Regions from separate parts of the Homo sapiens genome. Here region 1 is linked to region 2. Evidence: read pairs that join two places in POLR2A ChIA-PET (ENCODE). Cell type or tissue: K562. All regions are shown on one strand. Links, peaks and the distances in the headings refer to the core of each region. The heading gives the core; the rest is flanking DNA. Region 1 overlaps TMEM132D (transmembrane protein 132D). Region 2 holds the start of TMEM132D-AS1 (TMEM132D antisense RNA 1).

Evidence for each region. Peaks named below come from ENCODE experiments on the same cell type or tissue, not always from the same donor. Only the 100,000 strongest peaks of a DNase experiment are listed, where the experiment ranks them.
Region 1: POLR2A ChIA-PET joins it to region 2 with 6 read pairs; 2 of 35 experiments call an interaction of 5 or more read pairs at or near these places.

What each region holds. Positions count from the first base shown.
Region 1 is chr12:129,183,070-129,192,172 of GRCh38, reverse strand. All of the region lies in intron 5 of TMEM132D (transmembrane protein 132D), which reads left to right. Among named protein-coding and RNA genes, the nearest start is that of TMEM132D-AS2, 21 kb to the left of the region's middle. In K562, for the core only: a CTCF peak has its summit at 5,005 (motif pointing left); a DNase peak (open chromatin) is centred at 5,012; H3K27me3 peaks cover 848 bases.
Region 2 is chr12:129,103,606-129,112,708 of GRCh38, reverse strand. All of the region lies in intron 5 of TMEM132D (transmembrane protein 132D), which reads left to right. It overlaps TMEM132D-AS1 (TMEM132D antisense RNA 1), which reads right to left and starts at 3,019. Exons shown (of 3, transcript NR_104173.2): 1 at 2,952-3,019; 2 at 1,570-1,716. In K562, for the core only: no CTCF peak of the experiment used is centred there; no DNase peak of the experiment used is centred there; H3K4me3 peaks cover 1,746 bases.

The sequences.
Region 1 (9,103 bases), core at 803-8,802, 79 kb before region 2:
GTGAGTGCAGACGCAGGTCAAGGTAGTAGGAACCATTCGAGGTCCAGCCAAGAGTAAGACTCAGGCCCTGGTGAAGACCAGAAGTGAACACTGTGCCTCCACTAGATGTGAATTTGTTTTCTACAGGGCCAGGTTCAGACTTTAGAGACCCAGGGTTCAGAAGATATGATGGAAGCTTTCGTACAGAATTCAAAATTAAAATGTTTGTAACTGATTTGAATGAAGAGTCTTTGGCATAAACATAAATAATTTAACAAGTGTTTATTGAGTTTCTGATACATGCAAGCCACTGATCAGAGTGCTGGAGATTAAGCAGTAACAAAAAAGTCCCTGCCCCTCATGAGTTTCCAACTGGAGGACAAAAACAGGAGATATTTCGTGTGTGTGTGTGTATGTGTGTGTGTGTGTTCTGTGTGTGTGTATGGTTCATTATATCCTGTGATACAGTTTCATATATATAGCTTCCTCTTTAGAGAAGAAAAATAGGAGATATAGAGATATATGTATAATCTCCTACTGAGATATATATAAATATACATATATATCTCCTATATCTTATATAATTAGTATCATATATGTAGTTTCCTTTACAGAGGAGAAAACTAGGATACACACATACATCCACATATATCTCATCTCCTATATAACCTATATATAGCTATATTTATGTATATTTTATTTTCATATATATCCTTTATAATAGTTTCATATATATAGTTTCCTCCATAGAAAGGAAAATGGGAGATATTTTCATATAGATCTCTCTATTCTGTATTCTATATGTGTAATTTCTTATACATAACCTATTTTAAATATACATGTATACATCCCATATCCTATGTAGAAGTGTGTGTGTGTGTGTGTGTGTGTGTGTGTGTGTCCTATTTCCCTTCTCTGTGTCTTTTCGGCAAGATATGTGTATGTATGCACACATATATGTATAGCATATGTTATAAACATATGTACCTCACTGAAAAGGTGGCTTTGAGTAGATTCCACATAGGCTAACTGAGCAAGTCATGTGATGGTCAGAAAGGAAGAAGAGTTCAGGCACTGTGGCAGGAAGTAAGGCCCACGTCCCTTGGAGAGGAAATAGCCAGGTCTGAGGAGTCAGAGATCAGCACCACTGGCAGTGACCCGGAGGGGGCGTCTGGAGCCGGGTCTGGAAGGAGGGGAAACAGCTTGCTGGAGACCACAGGCCACACCTGAGACTACACCTTTTGTGCGGAGGCAGCACCCGGAGCCTGTCCTGAGGTCTGAGGGGGTCTCACCGGCAGGACAGCAAGAGCTCTGGGCTGCTCCACTGAGAACAGAGAGCTAGGATATGGGCTCAGAATCTGTATTAGTTTCCCACCACTGCTGTAAAGGACTACAAATTTAGTGGCTTAAAACAACACAAATGTGTTATCTTACAGTTCTGTAGGTTAGAAACAAACCTGAGTTGCGCTGGGCTAAAATCAAGGTCTCAGCAGGGCTGCCTTGTTTTCTGGATGTTCTAGGGGAATATCTCTCCTTGACTTTCCAGCTGCCAGAGGCCCCCACATGTGCAGGCCCTAGACCCCTCCCTCCATCTACAGGCCCCAGACCCCCTCCCTCCATCTGCAGGCCCCCAAGACCCCTCCCTCCATCTGCAGGCCGAGACCCCTCCCTCCATCTGCAGGCCTGAGACCCCTCCCTCCATCTGCAGGCCTGAGACTCCCTCCCTCCATCTGCAGGCCTGAGACTCCCTCCCTCCATCTGCAGGCCGAGACCCCTCCCTCCATCTGCAGGCCTGAGACTCCCTCCCTCCATCTGCAGGCCTGAGACTCCCTCCCTCCATCTGCAGGCCCCCAAGACCCCTCCCTCCATCTGCAGGCCGAGACCCCTCCCTCCATCTGCAGGCCTGAGACCCCTCCCTCCATCTGCAGGCCTGAGACTCCCTCCCTCCATCTGCAGGCCTGAGACTCCCTCCCTCCATCTGCAGGCCTGAGACTCCCTCCCTCCATCTGCAGGCCTGAGACTCCCTCCCTCCATCTGCAGGCCTGAGACCCCCTCCCTCCATCTGCAGGCCCCCAAGACCCCTCCCTCCATCTGCAAGCCTGAGACTCCCTTCCTCCATCTGCAGGCCGTCCCAAGACCCTTCCCTGCATCTTCAGCGCCAGCCGTGTTGCATCTCTGACTTTTTTCCTCTAGTCTCACCTCCCTCTGATTCTCATTTTCTGCCTCCCTCTTCCACTTTTAAGGGCTCTTTGATTACACTGCCCCACCTGAATAATCAGGATAGCTTCCCCATCTCAACATCAGCTGTTAGCGACTCCAATTCCATCAGCAACCTCACTTTCCCCTGTCATGTAACCTAACTCATTCACAGTCTGCAGGGATGAGGACACTGACGTCTTTGCCAAGCTTGACTCTGCCTGCCACAGACTCCCTTAATAATATCCCAGCAGACCAGACTTGCTTCTCTTGAAATTTAAATGGTGTTGTGCCACCTGAACCCTTCCTTGTGGACTAACTTCTTCAGTTTTGAGGTGACAAAATGGGAGAGGGAAATGTGAAGTGCATTCTCCTGTGATTTCCCGTGGGGACTCCCAGCCTTCCTCCGGATGGACCTCACGCACCCTGGGTCAGATGCACGGTGGGCTATGGGCAGCTCTCCAGGCCACAGCAGCCCTCACAGCCAGCCACACTGGCAGTGACCCCGGAGGGTAGCCCTCTTTCCTCACCATGTGCAGTCTTCACCCCCCACAAAGTTGTCTAATCTCTTGGCCCTGATTCTGAGGCCTGAGCCAGGTCCATCTTCCTTACTTCCCAGGGATTGGAAACTTGAAAGAGAGCTTTCCCATCAGCCTGTCATTTTGCCCTCTCCATTATCTCCAGGCAGCATCTGGTACTATAATGGCCTGGGATCCCAAACTTTCAGACTGGAATTGGTCCCCTGTCCCTGAGGCTGAAGGGTGGTGGTTTAGCTACCTCCAAAGGCTATGAGCAAATCTTTAGGGCTTCCCTCCAACGGCTTCATGGAAAATCACCTCTCAGGGACTTCCTCCTCTCTCATGGGGACCTGAAGGCCAGACGCACTTCCCCTTCTGGATTCCTCCCTTTCCCTGTAAAATAGCCTCTCTTATCCTGCAATCCCTACTTTTTTGTTGACCTTGTTGACCAGTAAAGGGTGAGTAGCATCAATTCTGTTGTAACCAAATGGCACTGTAGGTCCTCCAGGAAAGTGGGTGGTCTCAGCCACTCAAGCACTCAGAAGTCAGAACGGTGCATGCCAGGAACCTTACACTCTCTGCTACAGCCTTAATCAACTCAAGGTACATGGGAGCTCAGTTAGTACCTAACAACACTTTCATTTCTGATTAAGCTCATAAAAGCTGAGATCTCTCTCTTTCTCTCTCTCTCTCTCTCTCTCTCTCTCTCTCTCTCTCCCTCTCTCCCTCCCCCTCTCCCTCCTTCCCTCTCTCTCTCATTTATCTCTATTATCTATCTATCTATCTATCAATCATCTAGTTTCATCTTTTGCCCTTCAAATATCCATCCTCTGCTTCCAGACACACCTGTGCCTGACAGCTAGTATGTGTCTCCACAAGCCCACTGGGGACCAAAACTGTCCCTAGTTGGAAACCACAGGGCTAGCAAGATATGCATGGGTCAGAGCACATGAAGCCAGCATGCCATATTGCCCATGTGTATCTGGTATCTGTCACAATAATGCTACATAACAAAACTCACAACCTCTGATGGCTTGAAAGAGTGAGCATTTATTTCATCAAGAAGCCTGCGGGTCAGCTGGGCTATGCTTGAATCTGCAGTCAGCTGGAGTATTGGCCAATCCAGGAAGTCCTCATGCATACGTTGGTGGCTTTGGCAGGCTAGGTGTCGAGAGGTGACTGGGCCCCCTGAGCTGCACCCTCCAGGAGGCCAGCTGGGACCTGCTAACAAGGCAACAGCAGAGTCTTGGAGAAAGAACAGCTTCCATAGGCTTGTGGGGCCTTGTCTCAGGGCTGACACAAGTCTGTTGGCCAAAATTTGTCTCCATGTCCACGTTCAAGGGATAGAAAACAGTCTTCAACTCTTGTTGGAAGAAGCTGCAGAGTTCTGTTGCAAAGAGGATGGGTGGGTTGTGGGAGAGAGATTAAAACTGCAGCCATTGTTGCTGTCAGTCTACCGCGTCATGTTAAGACAACATATATTTGGTACATCCAACTATGATTTCACGAATATTCTTCTTTTAGACCAGACTAAATTGTAAAAGTAGTTGGTGTAAAGAAACATATTAGTAAGTAATAATACAGGATAGGGTGACAGTGAGGGTTACACACAAGTGGCCAGAAAATACTTCTTTACTATACGACTTCGTAAGAGTGGAGAAACTGTTTCCGTCAGCAGTAAGTGCAGGTAAATCTCTTTGTGGAAATGTGTGATTGCTTCGTTTTGTCCTATTTGGAAGGATGACTCCACAGGAAAAGGAACAAGGGAAGTTCCAGTGCCACAGAATGACTTACCATTTCTTAGAAGGAGGTGAGAAATAGGATGTCCTGCTGACTGTGACTATGCAGCAGTACAAAGAAGACACATTCCCATTGCACAGCTGGGTCCATTACAATTTGAAAACATTAAATGACTGGCTTAGTAATTGTGATACAGGATGATAAACTGTGGTAGTTTTTAAGTAACTCTTAAGTAATAATATTTCAGACTTTCATTCTGGTTCTCCCCTGCTCTTCCACTACCACATCCCTGACACCCTCAGCCAAGTCCTCCCAGACTCACCTTATCTCCAAGTTCTTGGCTGTTATTCTGAGTTAATGTTCTCCCATCCCTCCTCCTCCCCCTGTATTTGTTAGGGAGAGGCTTGCTTCTGTAACAAATAAATCCTCCCAATTTTGTGTGTGGCCTAACACAATTGGAGTTGATTTACCTCTTATATAACAGTCCAATATCAGTATTTTTTGTCTTCCTCCACCTGGTGACTCAGGGATCCAAGCTCTTTCCATCTTATGGCTCCTCCATCCCCCTAGGACTCCTCTATTGCCCTCTGGTGGAAAACCACACACAGTGTTTGATGCTCCTGCAAAGGAGGCTGGGAAACCCAGGCTAGCCGTGTGCCTGGGAAGAAGTAGAACACAGATACTCTTGGGTGGAGGGGATTGAGATCAAAGAAGTAGGAGAGCCCAGAGCAGCTAATTATTTATATTAAATTGACAATAGGTGTTCAATATGCATTATGTTAGAAATTTATGATTTACCTCATATTTTTATAATATGCAAAAATAGTGTGTCTAAAATGTATTACTTAGGTTTTTTAAATTTCATAATTGAAATGTTAGCATTAGACAAAATCAGTTCTGAAAAAATGGAATTGTCACTTTCACAATGACGTTGTAGTTGCTATTATCATTTAGCAAAGAATGATTACAATGCTAAATCTCCTGCGGAGTGATTGTTCTGATCCTGGCACTGTTGGATAACACTTACATGTATTAGCTCATTTCATCTTCATAACATCCCTATGGGGTAGGTTCTGTGTTACAGATGAGGAAACTGAGGCACAAAGAAGTGAAGTCGTATGCCCAAGCTTGAACCCAGGCAGTCTGGCTCCAGGATTCACAGGGTTGCCCGTCACAAATAAGCAGAGCGCTTGATGACCCAGGAGGCAAAGGAAGGAAAAGCCAGGAAAGGGGCCCAGTGAAAACTGGAGAATGGTATAGAGGGTCAAGTGGGGAGGTGCAAGAAAGTAAAGCCTGGGCCCCCTCTTCTACATAGAGGACATCTGGACCCCTCTCAGTGGAACTCAAGGAAACCAGGGGGCCTGGGAGGGATGACAGTCAGAGTCCTTGCATCAGCAGAGGCATAGAAGGAGGCAAAGCTGAGGGGTCTCTGCAGGGGCTGCCAAGGGAGCTGCCAACCTGGATAAGTTACACAGGACTCCAGATGAGCAGGATGTGAGCTGGAGATGCACCAAGGTGGCCTTTTGCTCACCTGAATTTTACACGTGCAGAGGCTTCTGCACTGTCAATAGATGAGATGATAGCATCCCCATGGGGGCCTTGGGTGGACTCCCCGCAGCGGAACAGTCAGAGGCTCCTAATGGAAGGGTCTGGCAGAATCCAAACATCTCTGTGGTCTGTGGTCAGCAGGGGTCAAGGAGCTCAGAGCCACATTCTGACTCTCTGGTGCAACCCTCCAGCAGATCTGAGAAAGTATGGTTTTTGGCAACTCAAACTAGAGGTTTTCCAGGGTGTTGTCAGAGCAAAAGAACTTTATTAAAACAAGAACATTTCCAGGGCTCTGGATTGTATCAGAAGTTCTATATGCACTCCATTTCAAAGCAAAGTGGCTTAACCTCACTAGTAAGGAGAAAAACAGATAGATAGATGATAGATAGATAGATAGATAGATAGATAGATAGATAGACAGACAGACAGATGATGGATAAAAGACAGGCAGATAGATAGATAGACAGATAGATAGAGACAGACAGACAGATAGATAAGATATGGACATAAAACTTTAACATTTCCTAAAGAAAAATAACCAACTTTGAGAAGCCAATTTTGAATATTGGTCATACTAAATTATCTATTGTTCTGTAGGTCAGATGAAAATAAAATAATATAATAAAAATAATAAAATTAAAATAAAATAATAAAATAAAAGTGATGAAAAATAAAAGAACAAATCATCTTCTGTTGATGACTTTGTAAACAACTGACTTTCTAAACAACTGGGAAAAATATTCACTTTATGCGTGGACACATTAGTCGGGAATTTAACATGCATTCACTTGTTTTCACCCATTTTTATTTGTTTTATTTTGTTTTGTTTTCAAAAGTTCTTTTGAATTGAAAATAGGATTCTTTTTTTCTGTAACTGCTACATTTTTATTCTTGGTGATGACAGATCACAGAAATCTCATTTCTTTGAAAGCTTAGAGATGTGTTTTGGAATGCCAGGGTCCTCACGCCCTGGATGGTCTGTTCATCTCTGCTGTAGTTCTGTGAGGTCATACAGATGGTCTCCAGGATCTTCTCTCCTGGAGGGAGAACTGGGAATTCTAACCTTTCAGTTCAGCAGCAAGTTTAATTCAGAGAATATTCTGGAATTTTAGAAAATAAATAAGTTCAGCGCAGGTTCAGCTCGGCTCACGATAATTGATTTTAGACTTGAGATTTAGTGAAATAATTTCCACCTAGGTCCACTGTGGTTTGTTTAGCAAATTAGTTCCTTCTCTTCTCATGTGAGACTCAGCTCTGGGGCAGCTGGGGTCATGATTCTTGAGCCCAGAGCCTGAAGCAGAAACACACACTCCCACCCCCACCCTCACCCCAAACACTCGTCCTTTCTTTCCCCTGGAACCCAGAATATCACATTTCTGATGAAACAGCCAAAGGTGATTGTCTAAGAAAGAGAAAGTGTGTCCCATGTGATCAGAGCTCAGCACCTCAACTAGATTAATGGTCTCCATGCAACCGGGAAGAGACAGGAACACCGAACAAAGAAAACAGCCGCAGGCGCCAGAGCGCAAGTTGTATCTTCTGAGAGTGGATTGTGCCTGAAGTGCAGTGAACTTCGTGTTGTAATAGCCACGGAGAGACTAAATCCAGTGTGGGCTACTCACCCCAGCCCAAAATCCACCACCCCAGCCCTTCTGGGCTAGTCCCATAGAGTATGGGAATCCCATGAAATGTGCCCTGGAGCGACAGGGTGCTGAGATCAGCCAGACGGCCCAGAAATCAACCCCATCCCGTAGGCAGGTGCTTTTCTGTTTTGTTTGTAAACAGCCCGCACAAAGGACAGCCTGTGGATGAGAACAGCTCTGCGAAACTCCAGCCTCTATTTAAATGCACACACAGGCAGGCCCTCTTGGAAGGTGACCGATTTCTGTGTTGATGTTGGTAATTTATCAGCGGTAAAGAATTCTGACAGTGAGAGCATGAGTAAGAAGAGACTCCCCATGCCCCTCCGCCTGCATGGCTGCTGCGGGTGGCCTGCAGAGACCTGGCCTAGATCAGATGTTGTCTTAACGGAAACTGCAGACTTGGTGGTGACAGGGGTGAGACGGTGACATGAGTGGGTGACATAGTGGGTCTTCAGAGGGCGTTCCTAAGGAACACACTGTCCTCCCAGCCTAGCTTTTTTTTTCTCACTGTGGTAAAAACATGGCCACAGAAAGATTTGCCCCTTCTGAAAGGAAGCCACAGCATTACTGCAATGACAAGAAACAATGGACAGGCACCTTTGTTTCGGAGACAACAGTGAGTGGTTGGGTCTCTGTTGAACTGACAGCATGGGGACAGCCACCACCCAGCTCCAAAGAATCGTCCATGCCCCTATCCAAGGGGACAGCCACCACCCAGCTCCAAAGAATCATCCGTGCCCCTACCCAAGGGGACAGCCACTACCCAGCTCCAAAGAATCATCCGTGTCCCTACCCAAGGGGACAGCCACCACCCAGCTCCAAAGAATCGTCCCTTTGACAAGACACTGGCCCAGTTCTACTAGACCTAGGGACTCTTCAAGAGAAAACAGAAATGCAGACTTTCAGGCAAAACCTCTCATCTTTTAGGTAGCCGCAACAAATGCATGTTAAAAAACAAAACAAGTCCCGTGTGGCTGAAAGACCGTTGGCATCAACCTCAGGCCCAAAACACTAGCAAGGCTCCTTCTAGAAATCCTGTTGTCTAGGAGCTCAGGTGGCGTGAAGAAGGAAATACGCCTGGGCTGCAGGAAAGGGTGAGTTGAGCTCCTACCCACAAGACAGAGTTGAAAACCAAGGCTAGAAATGGCTTTCGGCCACAGAGAGCTTTGACCATAGGCAGAAGATAATGACGGATGAGCAGGCTCTTGTTTTAGGAGCAACCTCTCGACAGCGGCCACTCTCACCTGTAATAGGCCCCTGTGACATGAAGGACTCTTTGGCTCAGCCACGTGTTGACTGGTATGGTAGACTGTTACTTTGGCTGTTCCAGACTAACCAGGCCTGCTGGTGGTTGTGCCATTCCGGAGTCTCCTTTATATTGACCCTGGTCTTGGCCATGTGGCCTGGCCCGCTTTGGTCAGAGGGATATGAACACACGTAATGCAACCAGAGGTTTGGTAAGTGCTTGCACACTGGGGC
Region 2 (9,103 bases), core at 463-8,462:
GCAACAGAGGAAGTAAATCTTTAATCTTACTTAATTTTTTTCTTTGAGACGGAGTTTTGCTTTTGTTGGCCAGGCTGGAGTGCAACGGCATGATCTTGGCTCACCGCAACCTCTGCCTCCCAGGTTCAAGTGATTCTCCTGCCTCAGCCTCCTGAGTAGCTGGAATTACAGGCATGTGCCACCATACCCGGCTAATTTTTTATATTTTTAGTAGAGACGGGGTTTCTCCATGTTGGTCAGGATGGTCTCGAACTCCCGACCTCAGATGATCCGTCCGCCTTGGCCTCCCAAAGTGCTGGGATTACAGGCGTGAGCCACCGTGCCCGGCCACTTAATTTTAATTAATTTGAAATTATAGAGCCACATGTGACTAGCAGCTACTACCTTGGACAGCACGGGTGTAAACCCTGGTTCCTACATGGGCTCAAAGCCTGAGGATTCTGCCTGTCCTTCCCAACTTTTCATACATTCACCCCAGAATGCATCCAGGCAGGCCTCACTAATATACCCAATCTTTGTCACTGTTAGAATCCTCATTTGCAAGCAACAGAGAGCAACTCTGGCTGATTTACGCAGAAATTGAACTTATTCAATTTATTAAAAGGATATTGACTAGCATGAATCTCCAAGAGGGGTGGAAAACCAGGTAAAGAGGCTACGGAGCCAGGAATGATGTCAGAGATACAGCAGACTTTTCTAGCCCTGACACTGTCACGCCCCTCCACCAGCAGCAAAACACGGGCATCATGATGAAGAGTGCCAAGGGACCCCTGACTGCTGGTCAAGACCTCCGTGCCACCAGGGATGGTACCCTTACTGGATACACGCATTAAATATGTAATGCTGGACTGAAAATATGGCATGAGGTTGTGTTCGAAATGCACGTTTTGGACAGCATTCCTGTTAGCCTAGTAAAGATTACTGTCTAGCATTGCTAGATATTAAGCAAAGAACCCTCCAGCTCAAAGCAACCGGCAAAGCTAGGCTTTTGTTGAGAGACTGAGAGGGAGGAAGGTTTTCATAATCAGTTATCACCCACCTTGGGAGATGAAATCAAAACTGAGCCATTCAGAAATGATGGGTGGATTTCATCTTGGTAAGAAGCGCTTATTTCTACCTGTTCTTTATGGAGTGCCAGGATAATAGAGCAACTCCTTCTCTGGGCGCCGGATGCCCACCCATCAGACACTCACAGTGATCAGTGCAAATGAGAAGCAGTCCGTCAGAATGCACATTCTCTGGCCTGGCTGAGGAGTCTCACTTAGCAGCTGTTCCATTTTCTGGGGCTGCTGTAACGAATTCCCACAAACCTAGGTTACTTTCCACAGCAGACAGTTGTTCTCTCACAGTTTCAGAGGCCAGAAATCCAAATCAAGGTGTAGGCAGGGCCATACTCCTTCCAGAGGCTCTGGGAAAGGATCCTCCCTGCCTCCCCCCATCTCCTGGTGGCTGCAGGCATCCCCTGGCTTGCAGCCCCATCCCTCTTCCTCCCCTGTTCCCTGTAGGTTTTGTTGCTTCCCTATTTATCTTTCCGGAGGTTTTAAGTCAAATACAACTGCATAGTCTTACTTTCCTCTGCACTATGGCATTCTATGCACAGATTCCTGAAGGTCTCCCTCCGAGCACATAAACCCTTTCGCTACTGAGTCCAGGGGAGAGCCAGGGGTCCTGAAGGTGGCAGGGGGGCTGCATCTGGAGGCTGAGGGCAGCGACGACCTACAAAGCAATAGAGAAGAATCCCCATCAGCTGGGTTGGTTTTCACAGTGGGAGCTGGGCACACAGGCCCTCCTGTATTGCCTCTGACTTTTCCACTTTGGAATCTGCCTGGCAATCTCTCCATATGGGTAGGGAGAGCACCGGCTGGCTTCTTTTCATAGCTGTGTTGTAATCCAGAGCTCACTGAAGGTGCTTGTTCAGCCAGCGCCCGGTGACTCCGATGGAGGGTCATGGGCCTGTGGTGTGCGGCGCGGCCCTCAGGCTGATCTCTGCCAACAAGGAGAGGCAGAGCCAGGGGGCTGACCTATAGAGCACATCCTTGGTCCTTCCCCTGGCAGCTCCTCTGCCCCTCCTCTCCTTACTTATGCACCTCAGGGGGAGGGAGGTGCTTACTCGTGGATTGTGGGTGCTTCTGGGGCAGTGTGTTATGTTTTCGCTTGCTGGAATATAGTTTGCTTTCTAATTATTCATACAACGCATTTATATATCTCATGTTCATTGGTATATATGTTATATTTCACAAACAAAAACTCAGAAAATTTTTTAAAAGGCTTAAGCGTGACTCACTCAAGGTTAATAGGAATCAAAAGGCTTCATGGTCCAAAGGAATGAATCTCTAACAGGGAACTTTCTCAATGGTCGGGAGGGAGGGTAGACAGGTAGTGGAGCTGGCTGTTTTCCTCCCTCGCCCCTAACTCTCACATCACAGCACATGGGGAATCCTCAGAATCTATGAGCATCTTCAGGAAGCAGACAGAGTTAAGTGCACCAGAGATTAATTGAGGACTGCAGTTGTGAAGGATAAAGAAAAGATGGAGAAGGAGTAGGCAGGCTGAGCTTCAGGATGCGATGCAGGTCTGGTCCCTGGGAAAGGAGGATGGGAAGGAGGGAGAACCGGGCAGGAAGTGCCTGACTGCAGGAAGCACTGGGAATCCTTGGGCAGCCAAGCAGGAAATGCTGCCGCAGAGGTTGCCCATAGAGGAGCCTTGCATGGAGTCCCAGCAGCCACCCTGCACCTTGGCCATGCTCGGACACTGACCAGGTGGCTTCTGAAGGCCCCTGAGGACAGAAGGGACATTTCAACAGCATTCCTCCATGGCTGCCACCCAACGCTGCCGCATAGACCTCATCAGACTACACCCGCTGGTAGGGAGAGGGTGTATTAGTCCGTTTTCACGCTGCTGATAAAGACATACCCAAAACGGGGAACAAAAAGAGGTTTCATTGGACTTACAGGTCCCCATGGCTAGGGAGGCCTCAGAATCATGGCGGGAGGCGAAAGGCACTTCTCACGTGGTGGCAGCAAGAGAAAAATGAGGAGGAAGCAAAAGCAGAAACACCGGATAAACCCATCAGATCTCGTGAGATTTATTCACTATCACGAGACTAGCACAGGAAAGACCAGCCCCCGTGATTCCGTTACCTCCCACTGGGTCCCTCCCACAACATGCAGGAATCCTGGGAGATACAATTCAAGTTGAGATATGGTGTGGACACAGCCAAACCATATCAGAGGGTGACTGCATGAATTGGATGTTTGCTACATGCAGGCAAAAGTCTAAGGAGTTTATCTATATTAACTCATTTACTCTTCAGACCACCCAATGAAGTTGGTACCATGATCACCATCCCCATTTTGCAGAGGAGACAACCAAGGCACAGAGAGGTTAAGTGACTTGTCCAAGGTCACACAGCCAGAGAGTGAAGGAGCTGGAACAATGTTAACCCAGGACATCCAGATCCAGAGCCTAGCAATGCCTCACCTTTATCTAGAAGGAAAAACTCACACGGCCATTCGGGCCTGGGGTCTCTTCCTCCCGCAGAAGCTCTGAACACATCCTATTGGTGTCTTCTAACGCTATTGTGCTTTTTCCATCCCTATTTAAAAGGACTTAATTGTGTTCATGTTCGGTGATAGTAGTTTTCCATCTCTGGTAATAGTACAAAGTTGTGTTTTTTACATAAAACAAGAAATTGATTATTGAAGTCTAGTTAATAGCATGCAGTCTAGAGCATCGAGGGGTAAACAGATGTTTGCAACTTCCTTGGAAATGAATCAGAAAAGAAGATGAATAGAGAGCTGGGAAGTGGACAGATATGCGATAGAGCAAACACAGCAGAATGTCACTTACGGAAGCGAGGCATTGGGTATATGAGTAGGCACTGTACAATTTATCTTTCTCTTTGGTTAACATTTTTCATAATAAAGTCTTCAAACAATTAATCAAAATATTGAGAACTCAAGACGATGTGTGGGTATGGCAGTAATTCTGCATGTAGATTGAGCACTGCTGAAGTTTGGGAAATACCGCATGCATCTGAGTGTGTCTATATAAGAGCCAGGGAGTGCTTCCCCAGAATTGGCAGAGGAGATAGAAGAGTCTGAATGAACCAAGTGGCTCATTACATTCCCTGGCACCTGAGCCAGCCACAGCCTTTGGGGAGGATTCACCTGAGCCGAGTCATCTCCCTCCTGCTGAACATTACAGCCCAGCCACAAGCTAAACAGGACCAGGGACATCGTCTGCAAGTATGTCGTCTACTACCCAGGACTTTGAGATCTGAGTCATCTTCCCAAACCCAGGAATGCAACCAAGAAACCAGGTCAGAAAATAAAGCAGGCAGCCTCTCTCGGCCCCACCTGCCAAAATCAGGAGGAAAATAAAACTTTCAGGAAGTTTTCTAGGTGCCACACGGTGAACATGGAGAAGCCAGTGGCCACGATGTGATGGCTCACTGCCCTCTGTGGACTAAGATGGGTGGAAGGTCTGTGTGTGATGTAAGGACGTTCAGGGATAGAATATTCTATTTAGAGCCACAGATCTCAGTAGGGACATAACTGTCCCCACACCATGTAAGTGTCTGGCACATTTTCAGGAGTGATTATTTTTTGCAAGGATCAAGGCATATTCTTGCATTTCATGGTCAGAAGTCAGAAGTACTAAATGCCCTGCAATGTCCAGGACAGGCTCTTGTGACAAAGAATTGTCCTGTGTTCTGGACGGGTATAGTGGCTCACACCTGTAATGCTAGCACTTTGGGAGGCTGAGGCAGGAGGATCACTTGAGTCCATGAGTTCCAGACCAGCCTGGGCAACATGGTGAAACTCCATCTCTACAAATAAAAAAAAAAAAAAAATTAGCCAGGTGTGGTGGTGCACACCTGTAGTCCCAGCTACTCAGGAGGATGAGGTGGGGGTATTGCTTGAGCCCAGGAGGTCAAGGCTTCAGTGAACTATGATTGTGCCACTGCACTTCAGCCTGGGTGACAGAGTGAGACTGTCTCAAAAAAACTGCTCTGTGTCATTCACAACTTGTAAATTTCCCATCAAACTAGAGGGGAAAGCTGTAGTTATCTGCACTGTAGTTTAATATGCAGAACCATGAATTTTTCACAAATGTAAACTCAGGGTTAATCAGGGAATATTTTGTCTTTGTTATAACTTTATAGAGAGTTCTTCCCCACACTGGAAAATGTCTTCAGCAGCTACTAAGTGTCAACCTGCATTCAATCTGCATCATTTACAATGACTGTGAAGAGATGTTTTCTCACGTGGTCATGCTCAAACGGCATGTTGAAATATATATCATTAAATTACAAGTGCATTTTACTTGATTTGATATCCAGTTAGAGCATTATATTAATCTTAATAAAATTACCTTGTATGTACGTGACATTATCTGTGAATTCCATTTCAGTGTTCTAAAAGGGGAGCTTTAAAACATTCATTTAGCATTGGAGATATCATATCTGATAGGACTGAGAACCACTGGTTTCAGAAACTTTCTGTTTGTTTTTCTCTTGTTATGGTTTCAGAAATTTGGTGCCATTTCATCTTTCCTATTAGAGCTCTTGCACATGAATTCTCACTTTTATCCATTCATTCATCACCTCTTTCTTGTGTGCCTACTATATGCCAAGCACTGTTCTAGATGATACAGTAGATAAACAAAACGGCTAAGGTCTTGCCTGCCATCTCAATTAGTCAGGATCAGTTAGGGGATGCTGAGGTAACAAACAGCACCAGAATCTCAGCATCCTTCCACAACATGCCTCTATTGTTCAGGCAAAGACAGCAGTGGTGACTGTCCAAGGCAGGCATTCCCCATGCAGTGACGGCTCAGCATCCCAGATGGCCTTCATATTGAGGCACCTACATCATGGGCCTCCTGGGCAGGAGAAGGAGACAAGAAGAGTGTGCACTGGCTCTTAAGTGTTTCCAATCAGAGGTGACACCCATCGCTTCTACTCCCACGTCATTGGCCAGAGCACGCCACACGACCATACCACACTTAAGGAGGCAGAGCCTGCCCTCCTCCAATCTGCCCAAGAAGGGGAGGAAAGTGGGAGGAGATCTGTGCCTGGTCATTCTCAACCTTCTCCCAAGCCCACAAACGTCTTTCAGGTATGGTGACTGCACCTGCTAATGGCAGTTTCCATTGTATTCATCAGAGTATAATCAAGAGACAGAATCTGCATCAGTCATTTGTACAGAGATATTCTATTTTTTTATTTTTTAACTTTTTTTTGATAGGGATTGCATTTATTTTTATTTTTATTTTTTATTTTATTATTATTATACTTTAAGTTTTAGGGTACATGTGCACAATGTGCAGGTTAGTTACATATGTATACATGTGCCATGCTGATGCGCTGCACCCACTAACTCGTCATCTAGCATTAGGTATATCTCCCAATGCTATCCCTCCCCCCTCCGCCCTCCCACAACAGGCCCCAGAGTGTGATGTTCCCCTTCCTTTGTCCATGTGTTCTCATTGTTCAATTCCCACCTGTGAGTGAGAATATGCGGTGTTTGGTTTTTTGTTCTTACGATAGTTTACTGAGAATGATGATTTCCAATTTCATCCATGTCCCTACAAAGGACATGAACTCATCATTTTTTATGGCTGCATAGTATTCCATGGTGTATATGTGCCACATTTTCTTAATCCAGTCTATCATTGTTGGACATTCGGGTTGGTTCCAAGTCTTTGCTATCGTGAATAGTGCCACAATAAACATACATGTGCATGTGTCTTTATAGCAGCATGATTTATAGTCCTTTGGGTATATACCCAGTAATGGGATGGCTGGGTCAAATGGTATTTCTAGTTCTAGATCCCTGAGGAATCGCCACACTGACTTCCACAATGGTTGAACTAGTTTACAGTCCCACCAACAGTGTAAAACTGTTCCTATTTCTCCACATCCTCTCCAGCACCTGTCGTTTCCTGACTTTTTAATGATTGCCATCCTAACTGGTGTGAGATGGTATCTCATTGTGGTTTTGATTTGCATTTCTCTGATGGCCAGTGATGGTGAGAATTTTTTCATGTGTTTTTTGGCTGCATAAATGTCTTCCTTTGAGGATTGTCTGTTCATGTCCTTCGGCCACTTTTTGATGGGGTTGTTTGTTTTTTTCTTTTTTTTTTCTTTTTTTTTATTATTATTATACTTTAAGTATTAGGGTACATGTGCACATTGTGCAGGTTAGTTACATATGTATACATGTGCCATGCTGGTGCGCTGCACCCACTAACTCGTCATCTAGCATTAGGTATATCTCCCAATGCTATCCCTCCCCCCTCCCCCCACCCCACAACGGTCCCCAGAGTGTGATGTTCCCCTTCCTTTGTCCATGTGTTCTCATTGTTCAATTCCCACCTGTGAGTGAGAATATGCGGTGTTTGGTTTTTTGTTCTTACGATAGTTTACTGAGAATGATGATTTCCAATTTCATCCATGTCCCTACAAAGGACATGAACTCATCCTTTTTTATGGCTGCATAGTATTCCATGGTGTATATGTGCCACATTTTCTTAATCCAGTCTATCATTGTTGGACATTTGGGTTGGTTCCAAGTCTTTGCTATCGTGAATAATGCTGCAATAAACATACGTGTGCATGTGTCTTTATAGCAGCATGATTTATAGTCCTTTGGGTATATACCCAGTAATGGGATGGCTGGGTCAAATAGTATTTCCAGTTCTAGATCCCTGAGGAATCGCCACACTGACTTCCACAATGGTTGAACTAGTTTACAGTCCCACCAACAGTGTAAAACTGTTCCTATTTCTCCACATCCTCTTCAGCACCTGTTGTTTCCTGACTTTTTAATGATTGCCATTCTAACTGGTGTAAGATGGTATCTCATTGTGGTTTTGATTTGCATTTCTCTGATGGCCAGTGATGATGAGCATTTTTTCATGTGTTTTTTGGCTGCATAAATGTCTTCTTTTGAGAAGTGTCTGTCCATGTCCTTCGCCCACTTTTTGATGGGGTTGTTTGTTTTTTTCTTGTAAATTTGTTTGAGTTCATTGTAGATTCTGGATATTAGCCCTTTGTCAGATGAGTAGGTTGTGAAAATTTTCTCCCATTTTGTAGGTTGCCTGTTTACTCTGATGGTAGTTTCTTTTGCTGTGCAGAAGCTCTTGAGTTTAATTAGATCCCATTTGTCAATTTTGGCTTTGGTTGCCATTGCTTTTGGTGTTTTAGACATGAAGTCCTTGCCCATGCCTATGTCCTGAATGGTAAAGCCTAGGCTTTCTTCTAGGGTTTTTATGGTTTTAGGTCTAACATTTAAGTCTTTAATCCATCTTGAATTGATTTTTGTATAAGGTGTAAAGAAGGGATCCAGTTTCAGCTTTCTACATATGGCTAGCCAGTTTTCCCAGCACCATTTATTAAATAGGGAATCCTTTCCCCATTGCTTGTTTTTGTCAGGTTTGTCAAAGATCAGATAGTTGTAGATATGCGGCGTTATTTCTGAGGGCTCTGTTCTGTTCCATTGGTCTATATCTCTGTTTTGGTACCAGTACCATGCTGTTTTGGTTACTGTAGCCTTGTAGTATAGTTTGAAGTCAGGTAGTGGGATGCCTCCAGCTTTGTTCTTTTGGCTTAGGATTGACTTGGCGATGCAGGCTCTTTTTTGGTTCCATATGAACTTTAAAGTAGTTTTTTCCAATTCTGTGAAGAAAGGCATTGGTAGCTTGATGGGGATGGCATTGAATCTGTAAATTACCTTGGGCAGTATGGCCATTTTCAAGATATTGATTATTCCTACCCACGAGCATGGAATGTTCTTCCATTTGTTTGTATCCTCTTTTATTTCCTTGAGCAGTGGTTTGTAGTTCTCCTTGAAGAGGTCCTTCACCTCCCTTGTAAGTTGGATTCCTGGGTATTTTATTCTCTTTGAAGCAATTGTGAATGGGAGTTCACTCATGATTTGGCTCTCTGTTTGTCTGTTGTTGGTGTATAGGAATGCTTGTGATTTTGTACGGAGATATTTTAGCATAAAGATGGTTACCTAGGCCAGGCGTGGTGGCTCACGCCTGTAATCCCAGCACTTTAGGAGGCTGAGGTGGGCAGATCACGAGGTCAGGAGGG